Linked DNA regions of Homo sapiens: region 1 is linked to region 2. A link is an interaction called in ENCODE POLR2A ChIA-PET data of the cell type or tissue named here. Cell type or tissue: Panc1. All regions are shown on one strand. Each heading gives the region's core, and the rest is flanking DNA. Links, peaks and the distances in the headings are about the cores only. Region 1 overlaps SLIT3 (slit guidance ligand 3). Region 2 has its middle 58 kb from the start of SLIT3.

Evidence for each region. ChIA-PET counts read pairs that join two places held together with the same protein. Peaks named below come from ENCODE experiments on the same cell type or tissue, not always from the same donor. Only the 100,000 strongest peaks of a DNase experiment are listed, where the experiment ranks them.
Region 1: POLR2A ChIA-PET joins it to region 2 with 6 read pairs; 3 of 35 experiments call an interaction of 5 or more read pairs at or near these places.

What each region holds. Positions count from the first base shown.
Region 1 is chr5:169,053,908-169,059,287 of GRCh38, forward strand. The region is part of intron 4 of SLIT3 (slit guidance ligand 3); the gene reads right to left. Among named protein-coding and RNA genes, the nearest start is that of SLIT3-AS1, 43 kb to the left of the region's middle. In Panc1, for the core only: no CTCF peak of the experiment used is centred there; no DNase peak of the experiment used is centred there.
Region 2 is chr5:169,356,313-169,361,692 of GRCh38, forward strand. No RefSeq gene overlaps it. Among named protein-coding and RNA genes, the nearest start is that of SLIT3, 58 kb to the left of the region's middle. In Panc1, for the core only: no CTCF peak of the experiment used is centred there; no DNase peak of the experiment used is centred there; H3K27ac peaks cover 1,272 bases.

The DNA.
Region 1 (5,380 bases), core at 271-5,270, 300 kb before region 2:
TGAAACCCCATCTCTACTAAAAAAAATACAAAAGTTAGCCAGGCCTGGTGGCGCACGCCTGTAATCCCAGCTACTCGGGAAGCTGAGGCAGGAGAATCTCTTGAACCCGGGAGGCAGAGGTTGCAGTGAGCCAACATCATGCCACTGCACTCCAGCCTGGTTGACAGAGTGAGACTCTCTCTCAAGAAAAGAAAAAAAAATAGGGTCTATGCAGATGAAGTCAAATTGAGGCTATTAGTGTGGGCCTTAATCCAACATGACTGGTGTTCCAATAAGAGGAGGAAAATGCCATATGAAGAGAGAGACACTAAAAAAAAAAAAAAAAAAAAGGTGGCAATGTGAAGATAGAAGCGGAGATTGGGATGATGCGGCCACAAACCAAAGAATACTGGGGGCGGGCTACCAGAAGCTGGGAGAGGCAAGGAAAGATCCTTCCCTAGAGGCTTTGGAGAGAGCCTGGCCCTGTCCACACCTGGATTTTGGACTTCTATCCTGCAGAACTGTGAGAGAATACATTTCCATTGCTTTTAACCACCCACTTTGTGGTGATTTGTTTCTGCAGCCCTAGGAAACTATTACACCCCTCTTGTCCAGGCAATTCAGGTCTCTGTCTCCTTTGTTTTCTCCTCCGATACATCCTCTCCCTCATGGCCAAAGTGATCTTCCCAAAACGCAACCCTAAGTCCCTCCCCTTCTTACGAGTTTATAATTATTTCAAAGTAAAGTCCAAGCTCCTTAATATTACAAAGGCCAGTCCCACTCCAACCCGTCTGCCTCTCCTACAGGGAATCCTTTACCCCAGGCATGCGGAACGACGTCTGCCAGCCTCTCTTGGGCTCTGAATATTTGCTTTTCCTACGCTTAGAATACTTCAAGCCCCTGTTTGCCTAACTCCTACACATCCTCCAAGGTACAGCTCAAGGTCTATCTCCTTCTGAAGGCCTCCCTGGAAACCCCTGGCCTAGGGGGTCCCATTATCTGAGTACACAATGCACACATTTGTTCTGGTTCTTCCCACATTGAACAGGTATCATGGACTTTTCCAGATCTTGAATTCTTGGTGGTCAGAGGCTGCTCTGTGGCCCTCATGCCTAGCATATGGGCTGGAAAATGGTAGGAAATTAGTAAATTCTTGTTAAACAGATGACTTTACAAAAACAAATGATTGGATCACTGGTAAACTTCAATATGGTTGTTGCTCAACTGGTAAAGGAGACCATCAGTTTTGGGGAAGAAAGGAGTAGCCCAGTCAATAAACAAGTTTCATGAGGATGCCAGCCATGAGACAAGTGACCCTCTAGGTACCATTGATATAGCTGTGAATAAGACCAAGTCCCTGCTTTCTGGAACTTTCTATTGTAGATTAGAAAGATGGATAGTAATCATGTAAATATTTTAGGAGTTACGCGGTAATAGAAACAAAACACAGTAATACAACAGAGAATGACTGGTTAGGAAAGGCCTCTCTGGGAGGTGACATTTGAGATTAGAGTTGAATGATGTGCAAAGTTGAAAGCGGGACACTCAGGCCAAGCTTGAGCAAAGGGCCGGAGGCAGGGACATCTTGACCTATTCAAGTAACAGCAAAAAGGCCAGGAAGAGGTCAAGGCTTAGGGAGAGAGTTGGGCAAAGGTATGAAAGAAGTTGGAGAAGGTCGGGCGCAGTGGCTCACGCCTGTAATCCCAGCACTTTGGGAGGCCAAGGCGGGTGGATCATAGGTCAAGAGATCGAGACCATCCTGGCCAACATGGTGAAACCCCATCTCTACTAAAAATACAAAAATTAGCTGGGTGTGGTAGCTGTAGTGCCAGCTACTCGGGAGGCTGAGGCAGAGAATGGTTTGAACCCGGGAGGCGGTGGTTGCAGTGAGCCAAGATTGCACCACTGCACTCCAGCCTGGCGACAGAGTGAAACTCTGTCTCGGAGGAAAAAAAAAAAAGAAAAAAGAAAAAGAAGGAAGTTGGAGAAGTAGACAGTGTTCAAAACAGGGAGGGCTGTGTTGGCCATCATACGAAATTAAGAATTTTATTCTACATACAATGGTAAACCAGAGAAGACAGGCTTGAGCAAGAGGCATAACATGATCTGACTTTGGTTCTCAAAAGACCACCCTGGCTTGTCCTTGAATATAGATTATAGAGGGGCAGAGTGGAGTCTGGGAGTCTGGTTAGGCAGGTTTTGTAGAAGTCCAGGAACAAGATGAAGGGGCTCGGAGGAGGCAGTGGAGTGGGGGTATAAAATCTTCTCCTCTCAGGTAAAAGCATTATGCAGAAGGGAGGTCTCAGTAGGTTTGGAACCTTTGCTATCAGCAGTCAAACCCTCATTTTTTCATAAGCTCAGTGGATGAGGACAGGGTGCCGACTTGATTCACAGGCCTTGTGGATTCTTGGCTGGGCAGGTTTCCCAGCAAGAAAAATTGTAGAGTCCAAAAGATTCCTCAATTATTATGCCAGTTTTTGTTCCTTCTGCAGTCCATTAAATATATATGTTTACGCATACTTACATGACCATCTGCTGCCTTCCCAAACCACCTTTGCAGAGGCCCAGGCATAACTGATTTGTCTTTTCAATGAACACTGTTGAGTGATTTTGACACCACATTGCCATCGATAGGTTTGACTTACAAATTATTTAGTGCTTATAATGGATCGTTGGCCACCTTCCAGACATTCATAGCTGGCGATCTCTTAAAAAAAAAAAAAGATTAAATGAAGTTCGTAGTGACTTCAGCATTAAATGCTGGCTTCCAGGATTCATGCCTATTTGAGGCAGAATTCCTACTGTTCCTGCAGCTGTGGATTTCATCGTTTCTACTTTATAATCACTTTAAGAGACAAGGGAGCAGATTGGCGGAGCTGACGGTGCCCTGTGGCTGACTTCACAGTCCCATGGAGGAAAAGAGAGCCCTAGCAGGGGAGGTGGCCCAGGGCCACAGAAAGAATACTCTTACAGAGTCCAAACGCTCACATGTTCTTCTTGACTATGCCCCCCACAAGCTGTGTGACCTTGCTGGGTCTCTTAACCTCTCTGAGCCTCATTTTCTCAGCTGTAAAGTAAGAAAATGCTATCTGCCTTACCTGTCTCCATAATGACAAGAGCAGGCATGTTGTAAGTGAAATAAATGGTGTCAATATATTTTCTGATATATTTCACTTTTTGTGGTAAGCAAGATCTTCCATCTATGTCCTATCTGCCATTAAGGCCACATTGAGGTTTGATATTCCAAGAAAGGAATGGGTAGGTAGCTCCCACATGTGACCTAGGGAAGTTGAGAAGGAGGGTCTAACATAGTGATAAGTTATCTTAAACAAGAAGGGAAAAGCATGCTCTTCTGAACCACAGGGGAGAAATTCAGAGTGGATGAGACTTAGGGGAGAGGGGAAGATGTCCAGTTCCCCCACAACCCTGAGCTGAGGTCTGGAAAGATGGGTCAAAGAAACTGGGAAGAGGCTGTACAAAGTCCCTTCCCTTTTCTGGAAGCCCGCTTTGCTTAGTGGCCTGGCACCAGCATGGGGCAGCCAGGTGAGCCCAGAAATGCTGGTATGGTGAGGTTAAGCAGAGAGAATCCAGAAATAGAGTGCAAAAGCAGCGTCTGAAAGTGCCCATAAGCTCCCAGAGGGGGATGTAGAGGGTGGCTAAGAATAGGGAGTCAGAGGCTCTACTAGGAAGCAGGCGTGCGAGGACCTCTCAGTAGAAGCAGAGAAAGGGATATGCTGGGGTCTGGACACGGCACTGGCCGAATGTGGAAGGGCAGAAGGTGGAGTAGGGTTATCATGACTCCCCACGGTGCCAGAAGAAGGGACCACAGCACCCTCAGCCATAGACTGGGGTGAGAAAGGATGCACCAGCACATGATAAGGCTCACACTCCACACTCCACCCTGCTATGTGGGGCGACCTCTGTGACTTCTTGGTTAAGAAAATGAGGAGTGCCCCTGAAATGCTGAGCATTCACCCCAAAAAGGCCACTTAAGCAAAAAGACACAGCTTTCTTTTATGGGGAAGGTGTAGAGTTTTCTCCCTTCTCTTTTGGCTGATAGAGGCTTAAGATCAAGATGAAATCAGCTATAGAAAATACCCAGGGACCCTGGTTGCTTGCCCCAGCATGTAGTGAGTTATTAAACCATCGACCCCACCCTGTAAGGTATAAAGCATGGAATTTCCTACAGTGTCAAATGAGACGAGCGCTATTGCAGATGCAGGGACTGCTGTGTTCTTGCACGGAAGGTCTTCTCACGTGACTTCTCAGATGTTCTGCCTATTAAAAGCTACCATCAGACCGCTTCTCCCCGAGCCTTGTGACATCCACTGTGTTAATGCCATGCGGCAAAGTGCAGATGCAAATACCATCACAGCCTTTCTCCCCACTAGTATTCCAACACCGATTCTTTGTCCACCTGCTTGCTTACTGTGCTGCTTAGGGTTCCGGGAGGGCCACCAAACAAGGGAAGCCAGGAAGGTGAGTATGGTTTCCATTGGAAAGGCTTAGTTAGAAAGAAACTAGATCTGAAAGGTAAGAACGCAGGTCAAGGAGGCAAGAGCGGCTCAGGACACATTTGGAGGGATATTTGGGAGAAGCTGGGGAACAGGGGCCTGCTGCCTGATATATGAGATATAGAAAAAATTCAGAGAAAGCTTGTTGTGTTTTATGAATGAAATCCTGCACTTTAAGTTTTGAGAAGCTGTTTTAAATATTGAGATCATGTCACAGTGTCAAAAGCATTCCTTGTGGCTGCTGGTCTGTGGTTCTGTCTGAATGCTTTCCTGTGAGGGGACAGGATGTGAAGCAGTTTGGCTTTCTATGGATTGCATTCATTTCTAATCTGTTTCCTACTCTGGATATACCACACCTTGGTAAGTAAGTCCTCTACTTCTTTCTCCTTTGATGAAATCTAAATGGAAGGCTGAGATCAGAAGAAAGAATAAGATGCCTCAGGTTTGGAAAATGCATCTCTCAGGAGAAGGACTTCCTGTTGCTCTAGAGAGTATCAAGGAAGAGCAACAGAATATTCCAGGCCAGGAAGCCACCATGTTGGGCACCTTTGCACAAACCAAACATAGTAAGGACGTTGCAGTGTCCAAAGCCAGGGACCCAAATGCTGGAGAGTTTGCCAAGGGAGCTGAGAAGCCCTGAATTGGAGGGTTTATTTTCAAGCATGAGCTCCAAGAACACTTGCTTTCATCCTTCAGCTGGTGCCAAGGGAGCTAATCGCCAGCTCTAGGCATCCTTTGACTTCTTGGTAGAGTCACTGTCAGAATCCTCCTGACAAACAGAAGCCTGCAATTTCTTTGGCTGTGAAGACCAAAAGAGAAGACCACAGAGATTCTATGGAAGACACCAAGTGAAAAAAGGCACTGTCCCCCCTCTAGGAGCAAAGTGG
Region 2 (5,380 bases), core at 184-5,183:
TGGGAACGATCATGAAGGACCACTGTAGTGAGTAAAGATGTGTGCTGAAAGATGAGAATGGAAACTAGCAAGATCCAGGGCATGCCAGGACTTGAAGCCCAAGTAAGGAGATTGCCTTAATATGAAGAGCAAGAGGAAGTCATGGGAAGGGTTCAGGAAAAGAAGTGGTAGTGAATTTTCAGTCTTTGTATTGCCTTCTATAAGTCAAAGCTGTTCATGCATACATCTCAATTATGTTCTGTCTTACACTTTCTTGTGACACTAAATGACACAATCTCATTTTCCAAATTAGATGTGAGACTCCCTAGAGGTTGGGGATACTCCTTAAACCAAATTTTATTGGGCTTAAGACTCCCAAGTGAGAAGTGTGTTTGTTGTTATGTTCTACTAAAAAAGAGAAAATGCTGCCGATTAGACATGCCATCAAATGGAAATAGCATCTCTATTTTGGAGATTCAAAAATGTGAAATATGTGCATTTTTAACTCAATGAAATATTATATATTTTTTTGATTCCCTTATAATGTCTAGGACAGAGCTGAGCTTGTCTTAAGTGGAATGAGAAAAGTACCAGACTTCAAATGAGAAGACTGAGTTGGCAGCCTGGTTCTGACACATACCTGGACAAGAATGACTTAATTGTTTTGGGACCCAGTCCATTCCTCTGTAAAATGGCCATATGACCCCTGAGGGTCCTCCCAGCTCTGCTGCTTCTCCATGCAATAGCTGTCTGACAATAATCTCTAGGAAGATGTCTTTGAGGCCTTTCTTTGCTGGAGAGAACTCCTGCAGGAAGCTGCAGTAGTCCCTTATTCTTCTCCAGGTAGGAAGTACTGAGGAATGTGCCTGGAAGGCACACAGACCTAAATTAGAGTCAGAAAACTGAAGGCTCAAGAAATCTATTAACCAAGGAAAGTTTGTGCAGGTCTGATGTTAACCAGAAGTTGGGAGCAAGGCATGGGCTGTATTATGGGTAGAATTGTGTCCCCCACAAAATATATTATTAGAGTCCTTAACTCCAGTATTTGTGAATGAAACTTATTTGGAAATAGGGTCATTGCAGATAAGTTAAAGTGAGGTCATAAGGGTGGGTCTTAATCTAATATGACTGGTGTTCTTATAAAAAGGGAAAATTTGTTCTTGTCCAAAGCTGATGAAAAGCCCAGGACCAGATGGATTCACAGTCAAACTCCATCAAATGTACAAGGAACTAAGACTAATCCTCCTGAAGCTGTTCCAAAAAATTGAAGAGGAGGGATTTATCCCTAACTTATTCCACAAGGCCAGTAAATCCACCCTGTTACCAAAACCAGAGAAGGACGTAACAAAAAAAGAAAACTACAGACCAATATCCCTGATTAACATAAATGCAAAAATCCTCAACAAAATACTAGCAAATCAAATCTAACAGCCTATCAAAAAAGAGAATGCACCACGATCAAGTGAGTTTTATACTAGGGATGCAAGTATGCTTCAACATATGCAAACCAATAAAAGTGATACATTACATAAACAGAAGTAGGGTCAAAAAACATGATTATCTCAATAGATGCAGAAAAAGCATTTGATAAAATTCAGCGTTCATTTATGATAAAAACTCTCAACAAACTAGGCATAGAAGGAATATACTTCAACATAATAAAACCCATATATCACAAGCCCACAGCCTACATCATACTGAATGGGGAAAGTTGAATATATTTCCTCTAGGAACTAAAACAAGACAAGGATGCCCACTTTTACCACTCCTATTCAACATAGGACTACAAGTCCTAACCAGAAAAGTCAGGCAAGACAAAGAAATAAAAGGCACTTTAATTGGAAAAGAGGAAGTCAAATTCTCCCTGTTTTCTCATGTTATGATCTTATATTTAGAAAAACCTAGCTAGGTGCAGTGACTGTGACTGTAATTTCAGATTCAGGAGGCTCAAGCAAGAGGATCACTAAGGCCAGGAGTTTGATACCAGCCTGGGCAACACAGCAAGACCTTGTCTCTAAAACAAAATTTTTTTAAATTAGCTGGGCATGATGGCTTATGCCTATAGTCCCAGCTACTTGGGAGGCTGAGATGGGAGGATCCCTTGAGCCCAGGAGTTCAAGGCTGCAGTGAGCTATGATCTCACCACTGCACTCCAACCTGGGCAACAGAGCAAGACCCCATCTCTAAAAAAATAATAAAATAAAATAAATAGAAATAAAATGGAAAAAACCTGAAGACATCACCAAAAAATTCCTAGATTTGATATATGAATTTAGTAAAGTTGCAGGATATAAAAATCAATGTACAAAAATCAGTAGCATTTTTTACACCAATAGTGATCTAGCTGAGAAAGAAATCAAGAAAGCAATTACATTGACAATGGATACAGAAAATAAAATGCCTAGGAATAAATTTAGCCATGGAGGTGAAAAATCTCTACAAGGAGAGCTACAAAACACTGATGAAAGAAATTGTAGATGACACAAACAAATGGAAAACATTTCATGCTCATGGATTAGAATAATTAATACCAATAAAATGACCATACTGCCCAAAGCAATCAACAGATTCAGTGAAATTCTTATCAAAATACCAACTTCATTTTTTCATGCATTAGAAGAAATAATTCTAAAATTCATATGAAACCATAAAAGAGCCTGAATAGCGAAAGCAATTCTAAGCAAAAAGAACAAAGCTGGAGGCATCACATAACCTGACTTCAAATTATTTTGCAAGGCTGTAGTAACCAAAACAGCAAGGTACCAATATAAAAATAGACAGATTAGTGGAAAGGAATAGAGAGCCCATAAATGAAGCCACATATTTACATCCAACTGATCTTTGACAAAGCAGACAAGAACATACATGGGGAAAAGGATGCCCCTTTCAATAAATGGTGCTGAGTAAATTGGATATCCATATGCAGAAGAATGAAACCACTCCTATCTCTCACCATATAAAAAATCAGCTCAAGATGGATTCAAGATTGAAATGTAAGACCTGAAATTATAAAAATACTAGAAGCAACCCTAGGGAAAATTCTTCTCGACACTGATATAGGCAAATAATTTATGAATAAGACCTCAAAAGCACAGGCAACAAAAACAAATATAGCTAAATGAGACTTAATTAAACCAAAAAGCTTCTACATAGCAAAAAAAAAAAAAAAAAAAAAAATGAACAGAGTGAACAGGCAACCTGCAGAATTGGAGAAAACATTCACAAACTATTTATTCAACAGGAGACTAATATCCACAATATACAAGGGCCTCAACAACAACAACAAAACCCAAACAATTTCATTAAAAAGTGGGAAAAGGATATGAATAGACATTTTTCAAAAGAAGACATACATATGGCCAATAGGCATATGAAAAAATGCTCAGCATCACTAATCATCAGAAAAATGCAAATTAAAACCACAATGAGATATCATCTTACTTCAGATGGAATGACTATTATTAAAAAGACAAAAAAAAATTAACCAAACAGATGTTTGTGAGGATGCAGAGAAAAGGGAACACTGTTGGACTGTTGGTGGGAATGTAAATTAATACAACATCTACCCATAGTATGAACTCTATTCATAGTATGGTGATTTTTCAAAGTAGCAAAAATAGAACTACCATTGATCCAGCAGTCCCACTACTGAGTATCACTCCAAAGGAAAATAAATCAATACATCAAAAATATACTTGCACTCGCATGTTTATCACAGCACTGTTCACAATAACAAAGATATGGAATCAACATAATGTCTACCAACAGGTGATTAGACAAAGCAAATGTGGTACATTTACACACTGGAATACCATTCAGCCATAAAAAGAATGAAATCATGTCTTTTGCAGCAACATAGACGGAACTGGAGGTCATTATCTGAAGTGAGACAAGTTAGACACAGAAAGTCAAATACTGCATGTTCTCACTCAAAGTGGGTGCTAAAAATGTGTACACGTGGAAGGAGAGAGTGGAATGCCAGACAATGGAGAGTCAGAAGGGTGAGAGGGTGAGAGGAAGGTGGATAAAGAGAAATTACTTAACGGGTACAATGTGTGTTAGGTACAATGTATGTTATTCAGGTGATGCATACCCTAAATGCCCTGACTAGACCACTACACAATCTATGCTTGTAACAACATTACAATTGTACCCCATATGTTTATACAATTAAAAACAGGCTGGGCGTGGTGGCTCACATCTGTAATCCCAGCACTTTGGGAGGCTGAGGTGGGTGGATCATGAGGTCAAGGGATGGAGACCATCCTGACCAGCATGGTGAAACCCCGTCTCTAGTAAAAATACACAAAATTAGCTGGGCGTGGTGGCGGGCGCTTGTAAATCCCAGCTACTCAGGAGGCCGAGGCAGGAGAATTGCTTGAACCTGGGAGGCGGAGGTTACAGTGAGTTGAGATCGCGCCACTGCACTCCAGCCTGGTGACAGAACAAGACTCCGTCTCAAAATAAATAAATAAATAAATAAATAAATAAAACAAAATTTAAAAAAAGGAAAAACAGAACAACAACAGCAACAACAAAAAGAAAAAAAAAATCTGCCAGCCATAGAAAGCTTCCTGTAAGTGGATCCAGCCCCAAGGAGAAAAGATTACAACTCTGCCCTTTACAGAAAGCAGCTCGTAGGAGTCTTACCTTGGTAGTGGGTGTTAAGGAACAAATACAGATTTGAACTCTAGTTCTATAACTGAATCACTAGCTATGTGACTTTGGGCAAGTTACTCAACCTCTCTGAACCCATTCCTTCATCAGTACAATGGGGATAATAATAACCTGCCCTAGGTGGTTCTCATAAGGATTAAAAGAAAAAACCATTAAAAATGATAACATCTGCCATTTTTAGAGCACTGGCTACATGCCAGGTTCTGTGCCATGAACTTTATACATTATTTCATTTCTTCTCACAACGATACTGTGAAATAGGTATTCTTAATTCTGCCCAGTTTACAGATGAGGAAACTGAGACTCGAGGACATGAAGTGACTTGCCCAGGGCACACACATAGCTGGCAAGTGGCAAAGTCAGGATTTGAAAAAAAGGGGAGGGGGGCAGGAATTTGGATACAGACAAACACATGCAGAAGGGAGAGATATGAAGACATAGGGAGAGTGTCATCTATAAGCAAGGGATGCCTGGGGCCACCAGAAGGTGGGAAAGAGGCCTGGAACAGATCTTCCCTCACAGCCCTCAGAAGGAACCACCCTTGCTGACACCTTGATTTTGGACTTCCAGCCTCCAGAACTGTGAGACAATATGTTTGAGTTGTTTAAGCCACCCAGTTTGTGGTACTTTGTTTTGGAAGCTCCAGGAAACTAATACAGCTGTTTCTTAAAACAAGTGTTTTGGCTGGGCATGGTGGCTCATGCCTGTAATCCCAACACTTCGG